Linked DNA regions of Mus musculus: region 2 is linked to region 1. The links are chromatin loops, found by intact Hi-C in ENCODE. Cell type or tissue: left cerebral cortex. All regions are shown on one strand.

Region 1 (8,000 bases):
CATGTGCACACCTGTGCATGTGTGTGTGAGGTGATGACTGTGTGTTTGTGTGGATGCTGCTAGCTGCATGTGCACACCTGTGCATGTGTGTGTGAGGTGATGACTGTGTGTTTGCATGGATGCTGCTAGCTGCATGTGCACACCTGTGCATGTATGTGTGAGGTGATGACTGTGTGTTTGCATGGATGCTGCTAGCTGCATGTGCACACCTGTGCATGTATGTGTGAGGTGATGACTGTGTGTTTGCATGGATGCTGCTGGCTGCATGAGCACACCTGTGCATGTGTGTGTGTATGTGAGGTGATGACTGTGTGTTTGCATGGATGCTGTTGGCTGCATGTGTACATCTGTGCATGTGTGTGTGTATGTGAGGTAATGACTGTGTTTTCATGGATGCTGCTGGCTGCATGTGCACACCTGTGTGTGTGTGTGTGTGTGAGGTGATGACTGTGTTTGCATGGATGCTGCTGGCTGCATGTGTACACCTGTGCATGTGTGTGTGTATGTGAGGTGATGACTGTGTTTGCATGGATGCTGCTGGCTGCATGTGCACACCTGTGTGTGTGTGTATGTGTGTGTGTGAGGTGACGACTGTGTTTGCATGGATGCTGCTGGCTGCATGTGTACACCTGTGCATGTGTGTGTGTATGTGAGGTGATGACATATATGTTTGTGTGGATGCTGCTGGCTGCATGTGCACACCTGTACGTGTATGTGTGTGTGTGTGTGAGGTGATGACATGTATGTTTGTGTGCATGATGCTGGCTTGTGCATACCTGTGTGTGTGTAGGTGTAGGTGAGAGGATTGTTTTTTGAGACAAGGTTGCTCACTGGTCTGGTGCTCAGCACAGTAGCTGGCTGCCTGGTCAGATAGCCCCAGTGGCCTGCTCAGTAGTGGGATCATAAGCTCATGCCACCGTAGCTGGCTTTTTAAATTCGTGCTGATGATCAAACTTCATGCTTGCTTGGCAAACATTTTACCAACTGAGTTATCCCTTAGGCCCTTTAATGGTCATTAAAGCGTGGTCAGGAAGTAAGAGATTAGAAGCCTAGCAGTGCAGTTGATGAAATAAGTGTAGGTGTTGATGACCAGTTACTTAGTATGAAAAACGGTGGGATCAAGGCTAACTCCTGCTTTTCCAGCCAGCCAGCCATCTCTCTTTACTGAGATAGGGAACACATATTTAGAGTGGACAGTTGAAGAATTTAGAGGACATGCAATTGAAAGGCCTGTTGAACACACAAATGGAGATATTCCTATACAACTGGAAAGGCTGCTCTGGAAATAAAAAGCCAGAATTGGGGTAGATATCCACACACAGAGCCAACTGTGAGATTAAAGCTGTAGGAGAGACTGCCATCACGTAGCACCTGAACCCAGACATGAAGCCATAGCATACTCTACCACTGAGAGTTGGACATTCCAACATCAAAAGAAAGAAAAGACAATCCTCACGGAGCCTGAGAAATGGTGGGGTGGGGGTGAGCGATAAATATTTCCTTAAGGATCTCTCTAGATAGAGATCAAATGAGGACAGAGTTAGCACTGGCCTGGTAGATTTGATACAAGGATAATAATGTTCTCTTGATTATCTTTCTACCGAAATGGAATAGGACCATGAGCTGAGAGTGCAGGAAGCTAGAAAGTACTGTAAACATGAGAAACAGTGACAGGATGTGACATAAACCATTTGGAGGGCTGGCAAGATGGCTCATCAGGTAAGAGAACTGACTGCTCTTCCAAAGGTCCTGAGTTCAAATCCCAGCAACCATATGTGGCTCACAACCACCCACAGTGAGATCTGATGCCCCCTTCTGGTGTGTCTGAGACAACTACAGTGTACTTATTTATAATAGTAAATAAATCTCTGGGCCAGAGAGCAGAGTTGACTGGAGCTAGCAGAGGTCCTAAATCCAATACCCAGTAACCACATGAAGTACAGCTACAGTGTACTCACATGCATAAAATAAACAAACAAACACAAAAACCATTTGGAGTGGATCAAGGTGATTTTAGGGTCTGAGCTGAGTGTGATGTCACCCATTCCCAGTTTCCTAAGGATGACTGGTCTGTTGAGAGGAACCAATACTTGGGCGGTGGAGGCTCATCAGGGAGGAGAGGCAGGGGCTTTTCTGCTTTGTGAGCAAATACATGAAAGTATATAACCATTCTAGATGACCATTCTAAAGCCGTTGGAGTGGCTACTATATGTGACTGTCGTACACTGCTACGGAGTAAGAGCTCGTGATGGCTCCCTGGCCTGTCTCTCACCTACAGACTGACAAACCTCATGCTTTGTGTTTCCTTGAAGAGGCACCTTATCAATCCATTTTTAAGAGTTAAATTTGTACTCTTTTTTTTTGGTTTTTCGAGACAGGGTTTCTCTCTATAGCCCTGGCTGTCCTGGAACTCACTCTGTAGACCAGGCTGGCCTCGGACTCAGAAATCCGCCTGCCTCTGCCTCCCAAGTGCTTGTATTCTCTAGTTCATCAAATTATTTAAAACTGACTCAATAGTTGTCCTCAATTTTTAAAAAGAGCAAGAGTGAGCACCTGTTTAGACGCTGACTTTGTGACGTTCTCGGCCATCTGGTAGGAGTCAGAGCTGTTAGATTTTCCTGGAGAAATGTGTATATTTAACAGGGTTCTTTGTCTTCTGTCTTCACAGCTGATCTTGCATCCTTAATGGACAAAGCGTATGAAAGAAAATTGCCTGTTAGTTCTTTATCAATATCACGGGTAAGAACATTTCCAACCTACTTTCAAAGAAGGAAGCAATCAAGACTGTAGGCTGGGCTGGGCTGTAGAAACAGTAGTCACATGGGAATAACTTTCCACAGTGTAGTATGTTTTTATAATTACCAGTAGATATTTTGTGCTGTGGTGGCTGAAATGTAAGGAAATAAATATACCAGACTCAAGTTAGTAATCACTGATTTATTTATTTTCCTCGGATCATATTATTCTGTGTTTTTAAAGTTAATATATCCTTCAGTGTCATAGCAGTGAACATATTTTCAGTAGCGGGTAACATCCGCGGAAGACTGGATACTAGCGGTGAACTTGACTGCCGCTGGGTAATGGCTAGGAGAACTGTGAGGCCAGCAACTGGGAGTAGTGATTGTAGGAACCACCACAGGGCACCTCCATAGCAGCCATTCTTGTAGTTTCTCGCCATGCATCCATCATGTGTGTTCATTTCCACAGCAGCCATGAGAGAGATGTGTGTGGTATTTGTAAGGCACAAACGATGAGGTAACTTTGCAGATGCACACAGCATGTAGGCAGAAAGGCTGGAACATCAAAGTCCACCTGAAATCACCATCAAGACAAGAGCAGGTTCCCATACTGGGCAGCAGTGTTCTCCGGTTTCCCCATCCCCAACTTGAGAGTGGTTGTATCTTCCTCAGAGGTGATGAGATCTTGGAAACACCTTTTGTAGAAGTGAGCAGGGTCCTTCAGTCAAGAGCTACTAAATCTAGATGAGGGGAAGGGAAGAGTCTTTCCCTCCATCCCTGATCCCTTCTCTGTGCCCTGTGTCCTCTTAGAGAAACTGTTCAGTTGTCACTCCTTAGACTTGGGGACTAAGATCCCCCACAGTGGAGAAGATTGAGAGGCCATTGTTTTCAGGGTGATTCCCCCTCTGGGGGCTGAAATACCCGATTTTCATTTAAACAACACTTGGAACTTTAAAGAGCTTTTGTGTGCATGTTCCAACCTGAACCTCGTCAGGACGGAAGCCTGTAGCTGTTGATCCAGATGGAGCAGCTGAGTCCCAGAGGGCCCGTGCCATCTGTTTGTGCCAGAGCATGCTATCAGGAGAGCTGCTTTTCAGGCTCAGGGCTGGTGTTTGCACCTCATGTTATCTGCCCTTTAATGGATTTCTAAATCAAACCCAGGGGGCCTGCTTATTTTTAGAAAGTCTCCCTTTTCTTTCCCTTCTCTCTCTGTTCATGAGGCTTTAGTTACACTCACAGCACACCTAGTCTCCTATTCTGTCTTCCGACTTGAGATCTCCCACCTCTGAGCAGAATCCACCCTGGGGAGTATTTCCTGCTCATTTAGATCGTAGGTAAAGAACAGACTCTTAGAGTTTCCACAGGTTGTTTTTCAAGTGCTGGTGATTGAATCTGGAGCCTCCCGAGTGCTGGTCAAGTACTCTCTACCAATGAGCTGCGTCCACAGCACCAATCAATGCTCAGTAGATTTTATAGCTTGAAGAAGCCTCAGTCCTAAAACGGTTGCTTCATATCAACACTAAAATCAGAGTCAAAACAGCTAAAACGGAATCCCTCCACTTAGATTTTAGTGTTCTGAACACTGTTGTTGCAGAGTTAAGAATCTCCACCATTTCGGAGCTGGAGAAGTGGCTTGATGGAAAAGAGCCCTGGCTGCTCTTGCTGGGGGCCTGGGTTCAATTCCCAGCATCCACATGGTGGCTCACGCCTGCCCATGACTCCAGTTCCAGGGCTTCTGACACCCTCACACATGCAGGAACAGAAAACACTAATGAACAGAAGATAAAAATGAGTTCTATTTATTTTAAAAATGAATCTCCGCCATTTCTACTTTGTGTTCCATGTGTTTGGAGTATAGGGTGGAGAGGAAAGACAATAAAGGCGACAGTGTCTGTAAACAGTTCCATGAGACACTCTTGTCTGTATGAGCAAGGTTTGGGTTTGGCTTTTAATGGTGCTTTCTTGCTGCTTGTTTTGTTTTGGACCAAATATAGAAGTACAGAGAAGAGAAGCTACAGTGTGCCTTTTGTTTGTTTTTACCAATGTGAAGCGTTTTCAGAAAGGAGTACTACCACAGGAGCCTCGTTCCAATAAAAAGAGTGCGTGCATACCTTTTAAAGATAAGCACGTGATCTAGATCAAACATGTGGCGTAATTTGTATTCAACCAAGAATTGTTTTTCTCCTCTAGTTTGTGGACAACATTGCATCCCGAGAAGATCTAGATTCTGCAGAGTACTATCTTTACAAGTAAGCTTTTCCGTCACTCTGGCTTCACACTCACTTTCAGCACCCGGGGTTTGGTTTTTTCTTCTTCTTTTGTGGTACTGAGAAGTTTGTGTATATGCACACATACAAATGCGTGTGTGTGTGTGTTTGTGTGTGTTTGTGTGTGTGTGTGTGAGATGAACTCAGTTGCATGCAGTCCAGAACAGAAACAAAGATTCATGTCTTTGCTGTCGTCTTTTTCCATGTAGACCATGCCTGAGACTCTTAACTCCAAGCAGCTCTGATTCCTCTTTTTCATTATAAGAGTTAGCTTTTTTGAAACATTTTTGTGACTTTGTAGATACTTCTGTGTGTTAAGAGTCTAGGTAAGCCATGCAAGGATAGTGATAATGATATACTTATTGTCTAAATGACCCTGCTTCCCAGCCTAAGAGGAATATACAAAACATGTTAAGGCCTCAGGAAAGGCTTATAAGAATGAAGAGTTAGAGCGTTACTCTTTTTTTTTTTCTTTTGGTTTTTCGAGACAGGGTTTCTCTGTATAGCCCTGGCTGTCCTGGAACTCACTCTGTAGACCAGGCTGGCCTCAAACTCTGAAATCTGCCTGACCCTGCCTCCCGAGTGCTGAGATTAGAGGCGTGCACCTTGGAGTTTCTCTGGAGTATCTGAAGTCGGGGGTTAAGCTGGGCCATCAGAGACCTGGTCTTTGAGAAACTTCCACTAGTTAGGCCTTCTGTTGTTATTGTGGCTCACATCCTTACAGAGTGACTTTTGACCTCAGAGTGACCTTAAAAACACAGGCCTACCATTAAGGAATATCAAGCAACGTCTTCATCATAGAGAGCCTTCAACTCCTGGCTGTCCTGCCTGCAGCATTTCTTACTCCCTGAGCAATTCCACCTCTAGCCTTTTGGGGATCAAATGACCCTTTCACGGGGGCCACCTAAGACCATTTTTAAACACAGATATTTACATTACGATTCATAACAGCAGAATTGCAGTTATGAAGTAGCAGTGAAAATAATTCTATAGTTGGAGGTCACCACAGCATGAGGAACGGTATTAGGAAGGTGACCACTGACTCAGAGTAATTCTGATTGCTACCATGGCATAGGCTTCCCTCCTTCCCTGTCACAGCCTGTAGCCACCACCGTAGTTTAACTGTCCAGGAGAAGGCTGATGGACTTGGTGCTGTGGGTCTGGGCATGGGTAGCTCTCAAGCTCCTGCAGTTCCTAGGACTTGTGGCACATAGCACCTTCTCATCTCTTCCCAGGAGTACACATGAAGTCTCTAGACATCACAGACAGGAAAGTGTGGGCATGCAGTATCTCAGGGTGCCAGGGATCTCTATAGGAAGGCTGCTTTGGAGACAGCTGAAGGGACATATGTGTGGGGGCTATGCACTACTCTCTGGGAGCCGCCCACACTGGGATCCACTCTTTGTGATACAAAATGAAACATGAAGGAAAAGAATGATCTAGTTACCACAGTAAACTGCGGGTGTTTAAGGCAGTCAGTCCGTTGACAAAAATCTGGAAACTGTGATTCTCTACATCTGAAGGGAGAATTCAAAAAGTAAGGATAAAGGTGACTCAGTCAGAGGGAAGGTTAAAACTGAGCCCAGGAGTCCGTCAGCAAGCACTTGGAAAGCCGGCTGACTCAGAGCACCAGCTGTGGGGTTGTAACTGAAGCTTCAGCTGAAGTAAGGCATTCAAAAGAGAAACTGACCCAGGAAGAGGGACCTGAGACAGACCTGATGCATGGGTGTGGTTTGGCTTGCTCTTCAAGGGTGTAATATGTTCTCTCTGGGAGTGGTCTGCAGCCCCTCTGAGAAGCCTGGGGCCTGACTGGAGGAAGATGAGGACCAGAGAGAGGGAGAGGTCCAACTGGGCTTCCACAGGCCCTTTGCCTCTGCCAGAGAGCTCATGCCTCCATCTGCTTTTTATGTTGGAGTCTGCAAAGAATATTTATAGAGATCTGCAAGTTGGGAAAGCATAAAAAATGACATTTTAGCATCTCAGTAATGCCTAGCATTTTCTTCTGTTGTGAGTATAAATGACAGATGCCTGTACTATTTGCATCATTTGTCGTTCACACCAATTAAAATCCTTGATTCTTTTCATTTGTAGCAGCTCCCTTACAACTGCGTTCACAGCGGCCAGTAGTTAGACTGCTTCTGCTCTGGGTCTGCTGCACTGAGGACGCAGCGCGGACTGCCTTATCCGGAACTTCTTAGTATCTTGATACTTGTCTTTCGGTGTAATTGGTTTCACTTGGGAAAAACCAGTCTGGAGAGGGGATCCACAGGCCCCCTCCAGGAGCTCAGGATGACAAAAGCTCCAGGGCCCCTATGAGGCAGGCCTGTGAGCAGTAGGCTCTTTTGCCTGGTCTTCCTGCTTCCTTCCCAGCCCCCCTGAAGCAGTCTGTCTCTGAGTTCCGTAATGCAAACGCGCTCTTTCCTTATGCCAGCTTGCCCTGGGAAGGAGGCCAAGTGTGTGGCCGATAGGTACTCTGTCCTCCAAATGAGAGGTTAGGTACTGGGAGTCCCCTGGAGCTGAGGTGTAAGAAGATTCTTCAGGCCCCACGCCACTCTCTGGAGAATAGGGCGGGGGCGGGGTGGGGTGGGTGGGGACATTTCTGCTTTATTTTGGCACCATCAGTGCCCAGTGTGTGGTGAGGTGAGGCAGCAGCTGCAGCCGCATCAGCAGGTGAAGATACAGGGATAGTCAGCCAACAGCAGCTGACACAAAGGCGGTCAGCGGTCAGTATAGAGGGAGGACATTTATTGTTCTGTCTTAAGAACTTTCGTACCTTCTGCTCATTTTCAAAATAACTAAAAGCTACAAACCTTTTCTTTTTCTTCTGGGCAGAGGATTTGTGTTGCCGACTTACTGTTTTGCTGCCTTTTGAGAGGGAAAAGGCTTCCCGCTTTTACTGTCTGTCACCTACAGGGTTCGTAAGCGTGAGCTTTGTGGCTCTGTTTGACTGACAGTCTAAGACTGAGATTGCCTAAGCGGTGAGCAAGGTGTGAGA
Region 2 (8,000 bases), 62 kb after region 1:
CTAGAAGTCTGTGTCGGTTTTTAGCTTTCACCACAAATGTACACGGTCCCATTGTGGTGGCTACCTCTAAACTAATTGTGTATGTATGGAACTAGCAAGATCAGATTAGCCACACAGGTAGGAGAGGTGCCTGGGAGGTCAGGAGCCCCTTGTAAAGCAAATGTACTTCACCCTGGTGTCCTCGGCTCGGCTCCGTGGCCATCACTGAGGACAGGGGTGCAGGAGGGTGCCTGCCAGATTGTGTAGGAATCAGAGCCAATGGATCAGTGACAGTTTTGTGAAGCATTTTTCCCCATTAGATTCTGTAGAAACAATAAGAGGTATGGGGGTCGAGTGGTTATAACTGAAGGCTGGCTATGGCTCTTCTAAGGTATTTATATATATATATTAAAACAAAATAATATAAAGGCTAAATAAATTTAAGTTGGAAAACTGGAAGATAACTCCATCTTCTATGAAAGAAAAGTCAACCAGAGGTCTGGATTTGGCAAGAAGGCTAGAAATTGTTTCTCTTCACGTGTGGACCAGCCTAACAGCTCCCATTAAATTACTATCTTGTGTGTATTGAGCTTGTCTGATGAAGTGAGAAGCAAGTGGGCTTACAGGCAACGAACTCTGTTTTCATCAGGATGACTTTTCCATCAGATAGGACAGTTTTGTACCTTTAACGTGTCACTGTTACGGGTTTTGAAAGAAACAGGATAATAAATAAAAAAGCTGCATTCCTAGAGACACCTAACAAAAATAGAATATTAATTTTCTTTAAAAAATTAAACATTTGGAAAATGTGATTCACAGCATTAAGTAGACTGCATGGGTTCTCAGTGAGGAAACCCCTGGAGAAATATTGTTTAAACCCTCAGAGTAAAAGAGCAGTGCGAAACATACGCTTTACAGACGAAAATAAACTAAAATGTAAATTTTGAAATAAATAACTAACATAGAAAATAAAATGAGGTCATTGTTCACTACCCCGTAGATCTTAAGAGTCTGCAGGAAACGTAGCATGACCGAGCACAGCTGCCACTGAGAAGTTTGCCACCTCTGAACCCTGGGACGTGAATCTGCCACTTGAAACTTGGCGACAGTTTTCCTCGCGATCTGGCGGCGCAAGTCTGTGGTTCAGTGATGACATCGACAGACATTATGTCTGAACTCTCTACATGGTCAACATAGAAGTTGAGAATTCATTTGTTTTCAATCTATTACTTCTCTCACTGAATGTTTTCCAGGAAAAACAAAAACAAAAAACCAACCCAAGCAAACTGGGTGCTAGGGTACTTCTGAACTTGGCTCTTTTACCTCATGGTGAATAATCTTGAAAGGAGGAGGGGATAGCACTGGGTGATGCCCCGGACAGTAGCCTACCCCGCCACCTACCCACTCTCAAACAGCACGGACTCAACTTTCACGGTATGAGAGTCAAAGGGCAGGAGGTACCACCGTTTCTGGTAGTGACAGGTTTTTAAAAATAAATATCATGACTTCAATATCAGACTTCAAATCTTGCCAGAACCTTAAAAAAACTTCAATTTTTGTCTTACAAAAAACACTTAAAATAATAATTAAAAAGAAAGACCATCGTTTCAAAATTTTCTTTGCGTTTTCCTGTAAATGAAAACATTTGTTAAAAAGTTCATCTATGAAAAGTTCTCGAGTAGCTAAAAAAAAAAAAAAAAAAAAAAAAAATCTTCTGTACATGTGTTCCCATGTGTTGAAATTAATGGAAAATTAAAATAGCCAATGCAAGACAAAGGAAGGCAGATGCTGTACACTTGCTGAGAGCTCTTCCACCATAAGATTCACTGTTTTCCTGGTTCTGATCAAAGAAGCCATTCCGGTCTTGAACTTGAAGAATTAAAGAAGCTACGAAAGGTGCAACGGATTTGGTTGAGTGGCCACGGGTACATCAGAAGTGGTGATGTTCACCAAGCATGACTCTGCACTAAACCGTTGGGCCAATCAGATGAGCTTCTGGTACCTTCCCTCCCCACACGCTCCTTTCCCTGGAGTATCTACAATCCTACATGGATGGTTTAAAAACTTGCTGTCTCACATTAAAAAATAAGTGCATCAGGTGTCTTTGTACATTCAAGTCACTTCCTAAGGCAAAATGTCTCCCATGTGTACTCCCACCTGCTTTGGTATTTGCTTCAGTTAACCGGGGTGGACTTGGGTGTTGCTGCATGCAGCTTGACTTGGTGTGGACTTGGGTAGACAAATGCTGGGAGCATGCCTTAGATCAACCTACTCACGTGTTCGAAAAGTCTGAGAGTTCTGAATGGGGCGCAAACCACTCACTCATCCAGTCTACACTTGCTACATTATGCCGTGTGCAGCCTTTATAATAGCAAAGGCATTGAATTAAGGCGTGAAAAAGCTCATGCCCTCGTAACAGGCTTCATTCTTTTTGTTCTTTAGAAACACGCTTTAGGAGAATAAGACTCTTTCTGATGACTCTGATGAAAATGGGAAACTCCACCTGTGTAGACCACAGAATAGCTGTGGTCTGAGAAAATGCAGACCTGGTTGCTGGTGTCTTCTCTATACCCCATCTTGCCCACTCTCTCTCCCTGGGCATCTCATCAGAACTCTCTACCTTTGTCTCTTGCATTCTTTTTCTTTCTGATTCTTCCCCTCTCACTCTCTCTCTCTCTCCTGCAGTCTCTTTGTCCCTCTCTCCCGCCTCTCTCCCTCCCCTCCCGCTGACTCTCTTTCCCTCTCTTTCTCTCTCTATGATAAATGCCAATACCTAGCAGAAGTCAGTTGGGTGCGTGAGTGCATGGCTTCCGAATGTTCAGCAGAGATGAACGGGGGTAGGCAATTTTGCAGTAACTCGAAATCTATTGTGGGAATATGGTTACTTCCCTTAGCAGTCAGCAAAAATTGAGAACTATCAGTGACTTGCATCACCATGACATAGTATAGCATCTGGCAGGTAATAACTGTTCAGTGACTTAATTGGATGAATGGACGTTTTAGAAAAGGTAGTTTCAAATTCAAGAATTTCTGGAAACACAGTTCAAATCCTGTGGTGTGGCCGGCTGCGGTCTCTACAGTTCTATCTTGCATGCGGGGAAGGACTCGTCTTGCATGACCACTGTACTGCTGCTTGCTAAGACCATGATGTTGAGGTCCTGCTGCTTCTCGTGGGTCTCCTGGTACCACTCCCTCATCACCTCGGAGTCATGTGTCGGAATCAGAGTCACCTACGGAGGGGGAGAAAAGGAGATATTTAAAGGACAGCAGGGATAGATGCCAGAGTAAAAACAGAACAAGGTGTCTGTTGGATCACTAGCAGAAAGGGATAAAAGGAAAAAAAATGCCGTTTTACCAGAAAAATACCAATGAAGTTTTCAACTGATGTTTTCCAAGAACCACAACCAAGCTGTAAAAATTAGAAGGTTTTTTTTTTTAATTTAAAAAAAATTTTTTGGGATGTCATTGAAGGGAAGAGTTCAAGCCTAGAATCTAAATTACCTAGGAACTTGCATGTAAATTTCAGATGGCTTTTTAACGAAGTGGTGTTGAGAACTGTTTGTTTCTCGTGTTTCCATTAACATGGGGCAGATGTTGTACAGCCTATATATTCCACACTTAGTGCACGAAGTTTAATATTGTAGCTCAAACCCCCAGAAGCCCACACATTGGCCTGAAAACAGAGTCTGTGCTGTAGGAGGGGAGTACCGACTTTGGTACTTCTCATGTGAACACTGTGGAATTCTTTGGAAGCAACCTTATGGAAGATGTGAGCACAAGTTGCTAGGTGATGATTTGCAGTCCCACAAATCAGATAACCAGTGATCAGAGCCCAATAGGAACATGGAGACTGGATGGTTCATAGCCAGCCCGGAGGGGCTGGAGCAGAATATATCCGGAGAGGAGAGGCAATGACACCAGTCTGGAATTTCACCTGGAGACTTGATCCCACGTATCTTGGCCAGTGACCATGTTCCTAGCTTTAGTCTACTAGTGAGTAAGATAATTCCTTAGCAGCAATTCCACAGGCTCAGGACAACTTTGATTCACACATACAATACTCAGAATTGGGGGGAGAGAGGCAGGGTTGGGACAGCAATTCATTTCAGGTCATTTTACCGATGTGTGGACTCTGTCTTAGGTAAGGCGGTGCTCCTCCACTGCTACTGATAGTGACCCTGTCAAGGAGGCCACCTTAGGCTATCTTCTGTAAGCTAAACTGACCTGTTATTTGAACTACAAGTTCCTAGCTGATTTAGATTCTAGGCTACAACTCCTCCCCTCGATGAAAAAAGAATTAATTTTTACAGCTTGGTTGTGGTTCCTGGAAAACATCAGTTGAAAACTTCATTGGCATATTTCACATGCAACAGTCAGGAGGCACTACATGTGGATCCACAGGGACAAAGACGCCTATTTCAATGTTTCCTTCTCTTTACTTCTATAATGAGTTCAAATGCACCTCAGACATGGCCCCATGCTCTTACCTGCATGTTGCTTCCCCACTGAGCCTTCCCTTCCAACAAGGCATCCAGGACAGCCCGGCTGGGCTCCTCCGCGGCAGGGTCGTTCCCACTCACCACGTAGTAAGATGACCTCACTCTCTTGAAGAACTCAACATCGACATTCTTACTGTTGCTGTGGTTGGGAATATAGCACAGGTCCAAATACACAGGGAGGCCTGGAGGCACGGTGGACGACTTGGCTGTCTTAGTGGTTCCTGGTCCTTTGGGAACAAACACAAAGCAAGGGTCATAGCAGTGTGAAGACACAGACACATCCACGGATCCCCAGCTGCAGTCTCTGGGACATGAAAGGGATGGTAGGAGTCCCAGTTCCCTGGCTCCTCATGTAGGGCCTCCAACATTAGGAGAAATTATACCGTGCTTCTTTACCAGCTCAATAGGAGAAACTGAAAAAGACTTGGCTTCCCTTTGCAGACAACCCCTTAGGAAGAAAAGAAAAAAGAGTTTCTTCGATTTGTTTTTTTTTAAAGGCATTAGTGCCAGGTAGTGGTGATGCATGCCTTTAATCCCTGCACTCGAGAAGCAGAGTCATATGGATCTCTAGGAGTTTGAGGACAGGCTGGTCTATGAAGTGAGTTCCAGGACAGCCGGGGGCTGTTATATAAAGAAACCCTGTCTCGAGAAAGCCAATATATATATATGTAGGAATTAGATAAGAGTACTCTCCATCCAAAGGGTCTACTTGTACTAATGTGTATTTTAGTTTGAAAAGCTCTATAAGACAGAGGCTTAACTTATGGATCCTGATGCCATACGGAATTGAAAAACTAAACATGAATGGACAAATATGTTTTTCAACAGTAAGAAATTTCTGATCACCCATTGAACTTAATTTAAAATCAGATGTAATGATGCATGGGGTTTCCGGTCATGTGTGCAGCATGGCACACACAGCTTCACGGTAGCCCTGGTTCTGGTCCCACAGTGTGCTCGCTGTCTTACTCTGCAATACAATGGGTGGTGTCTGAAACACACTGCTCTTGTAGAAACAGAAGAGTTGAATTATGGAAACAAAGGCTTCTCATAGTTTTCTACCATTGCATCAGCACCTAAGTATCAAACTAGTGTATCTTTAGATTGGTTCATGCTACAATGATTTAAAAATAAAACACTGCTATTTGAGTTAACGTCTTGAGCTTCAGGGGAAAAATGTTTAAGAAATTTGGGGTTGGAGCTTGGAAATAATTGCCAATAATTTCTGAAATGGCAAGAACCTACCTCACAAAAACAAAAGAAAAGTCTCAAGTCATCACTAAGGAATGGAGATTGCTGGCTATCAGTGGCGAATGGGGAGCCAGCAGGCATTTCTACTTAGCTCCTGCTGAGTGGAATTCCGGGCCTGAGAAATCACTGTGCTAGCAAGGCCGTGGGTAGAAAGGAGAAACAACTTTAACGGTTTCCTCTTTTTCTACTCGATATTTATTGGTCAACTGGAATCAAATTGTTTACTAGCAGGTAAGAAAACACGGCAGATGTTTCAATGGGCACATATATTGCCTACATGTTAGGATTTTTTCCCCAAAGGTGTACATTTTTATAATTTTACATTTTAAATTTTACAGAAGAAATAAATATCGGGCTTAGACAAAATTCCAGGTTTGCCAGGGAAACCTTTGGTCTGCCATACGCCTTTGGGAGTTCCTGATCTGTCACCCTGATGTGATTTTTAAGGTCAGCCTGCCTGAAGCCTCCCTGAGCAGCCCGAGACACACATCCTTAATTCTGAAGGTTTGCAACAGGCCTACAGCTGCTGTCCAGAATGACATCAGCCCAGAAATCCCACCAGACGGATCCCACCACACTTTGCTCTCTCTAAGCCACACTGGGCCAGGAGGTGAACCTTTAAGCAGAAGAGGAAGGTGGACGAAAGGTAGAGCATCAGTCCACCATTTCTGGTCTTCCCAGCAAAAGGACAGACAGAGAAGCGGGCAGGCTTTCAAGTGACCCCACCTACCTGCCGTTGCGGTCTTCGCTGATTTGGATGCAGAGGCGTTAGCTGCGTTCTTGGTCTCCTTGTCCTTCTCTTCTCCGCGTGTGGCTTTGACCTCAGGAGTGGTGGTGGTCTTTGTAGCTTTTTCCACGGATTCTTTCTTCTTGGGAGAAGCCACTCTGGACACCTTGTCGGAGGATTCCTTCAAAGCTCCTGGTTTGGGGGAAGCTGCTAAAGGCTTGGACTTCCCATCACCCTTTTTGACAGGTGAAGAGGACTTGGTCTTTGTGCCTGGCTTCTTGGTCTTGGTCTTCTCCTTCAGGTCTTTTTTCAGAGCCTTGCCTAGGTTCTGATCAACGGCCAAGGCGTCTGGGTCCACCATGGACACGTCGGGGTGGCGAGGAGAAGGGCTTCGGTCTTGCATGGGGGCTGGAGGTGGGTCCATGTGTTTGTATGTGACGGTTTTGTCTGTGGGGATAGTTTCTGACTCATCTTCAGAGTCAATATTGGCGTCGGCTGTGATGGAGGGGCACTCTTCCGTCTCTGGGGGAACATCAGAGTCTGTCTGGGATGGGGCTGACTCACTGACTGAGGTGGGTGGCGTTTCATCGCATTGCCTGCCCTGTTGTTTTCCTCCTGAAGGTGGGGGGGCTCCTCCAGACTGAGTGAGGGGCTTCTCTGATTCTTCAGTGGGCTCTTCACCAGCAAACCACTCAAGAGGATTTGGATTAATGAAGGAAGGCGAGAGCTCCGTCTTGGGATGCTTGAATTCACAGGAGGACACCAGACATAAATCAACATCCTGGCGTGCCTCTGAGGGGGACTTCTTTTCCGTAGTGTAGCATCGGTCTGAGGTCTCATAGGAGTATGTGGATGCCTGTGGGGTCTTGGTGATCTTCTCCATGGTCTCGTAACAGTATGCAGAGGTGTCTGGACTCCGTGTTGTTTTTGTACTTGTCTCGTAGGAATAGCTTTCAGACTCAGGAAAGCTGGTAATTTTCTCAGTGGTTTCATAGGAGTAGCTACAGTCGCCAAGTGTGTGGCCGCCATCCTCAGTGTCATCATAGCCATTGCTAATGTCATCCAGGAGCCTTCTGGACCTCTCAGTCTTTTCATAGGTGTAGCCGCTTACTTCAGGGGTCCGTGTCGTCTTCTCGCTGATCTCATATGAATAGCCACCCTCTTCTGGGGTCCGAGTGGTTTTCTCGGTAATTTCACAGGTGTAGCCACCATCTTCTGGGGTCTTGATGGTCTTCTCAATGGTCTCATAGGAGTACCCACTGTCACATGGGGATTTTATGGTTCTCTCTGTCTTCTCATAGTAGTAACCACCCACGTCGTGGGTCCGGATGGTTTTCTCTTGAGATTCATAGTCATAATCTTCTTCATCTGGAGATCCGGCGGCATTCTCAGGCTTTTGATAGGCATAGTTAAAGTCTCCGGGTGTCTTCCCTCCGCTGTCTTTCTCCACACTAGATGTAGTCAAATCTCTATTCAAGGCCAGATGATGTTGCATTGTATCAAATAGCATTGAGGAGCGGAAGCCATAGGGCTCTGCTGTTGCT

Evidence for each region. Peaks named below come from ENCODE experiments on the same cell type or tissue, not always from the same donor. Only the 100,000 strongest peaks of a DNase experiment are listed, where the experiment ranks them.
Region 2: a loop joins it to region 1, with 2.0 times the contacts of the local background. A loop is called at or near these places in 7 of 42 quality-filtered maps.

The regions. Positions count from the first base shown.
Region 1 is chr13:99,360,297-99,368,296 of GRCm38, forward strand. It overlaps Mrps27 (mitochondrial ribosomal protein S27), which reads left to right. Exons shown (of 11, transcript NM_173757.3): 3 at 2,669-2,739; 4 at 4,929-4,987. Among named protein-coding and RNA genes, the nearest start is that of Mrps27, 20 kb to the left of the region's middle. In left cerebral cortex, no CTCF peak of the experiment used is centred here; DNase peaks (open chromatin) are centred at 2,630, 3,836, 6,365, 6,862 and 3 more places; H3K27ac peaks cover 979 bases.
Region 2 is chr13:99,422,753-99,430,752 of GRCm38, forward strand. It overlaps Map1b (microtubule-associated protein 1B), which reads right to left. Exons shown (of 7, transcript NM_008634.2): 5 at 6,460-8,000; 6 at 4,467-4,705; 7 at 1-3,209. The coding sequence ends at 3,054. Among named protein-coding and RNA genes, the nearest start is that of 6430562O15Rik, 14 kb to the left of the region's middle. In left cerebral cortex, no CTCF peak of the experiment used is centred here; DNase peaks (open chromatin) are centred at 3,714, 7,000 and 7,784.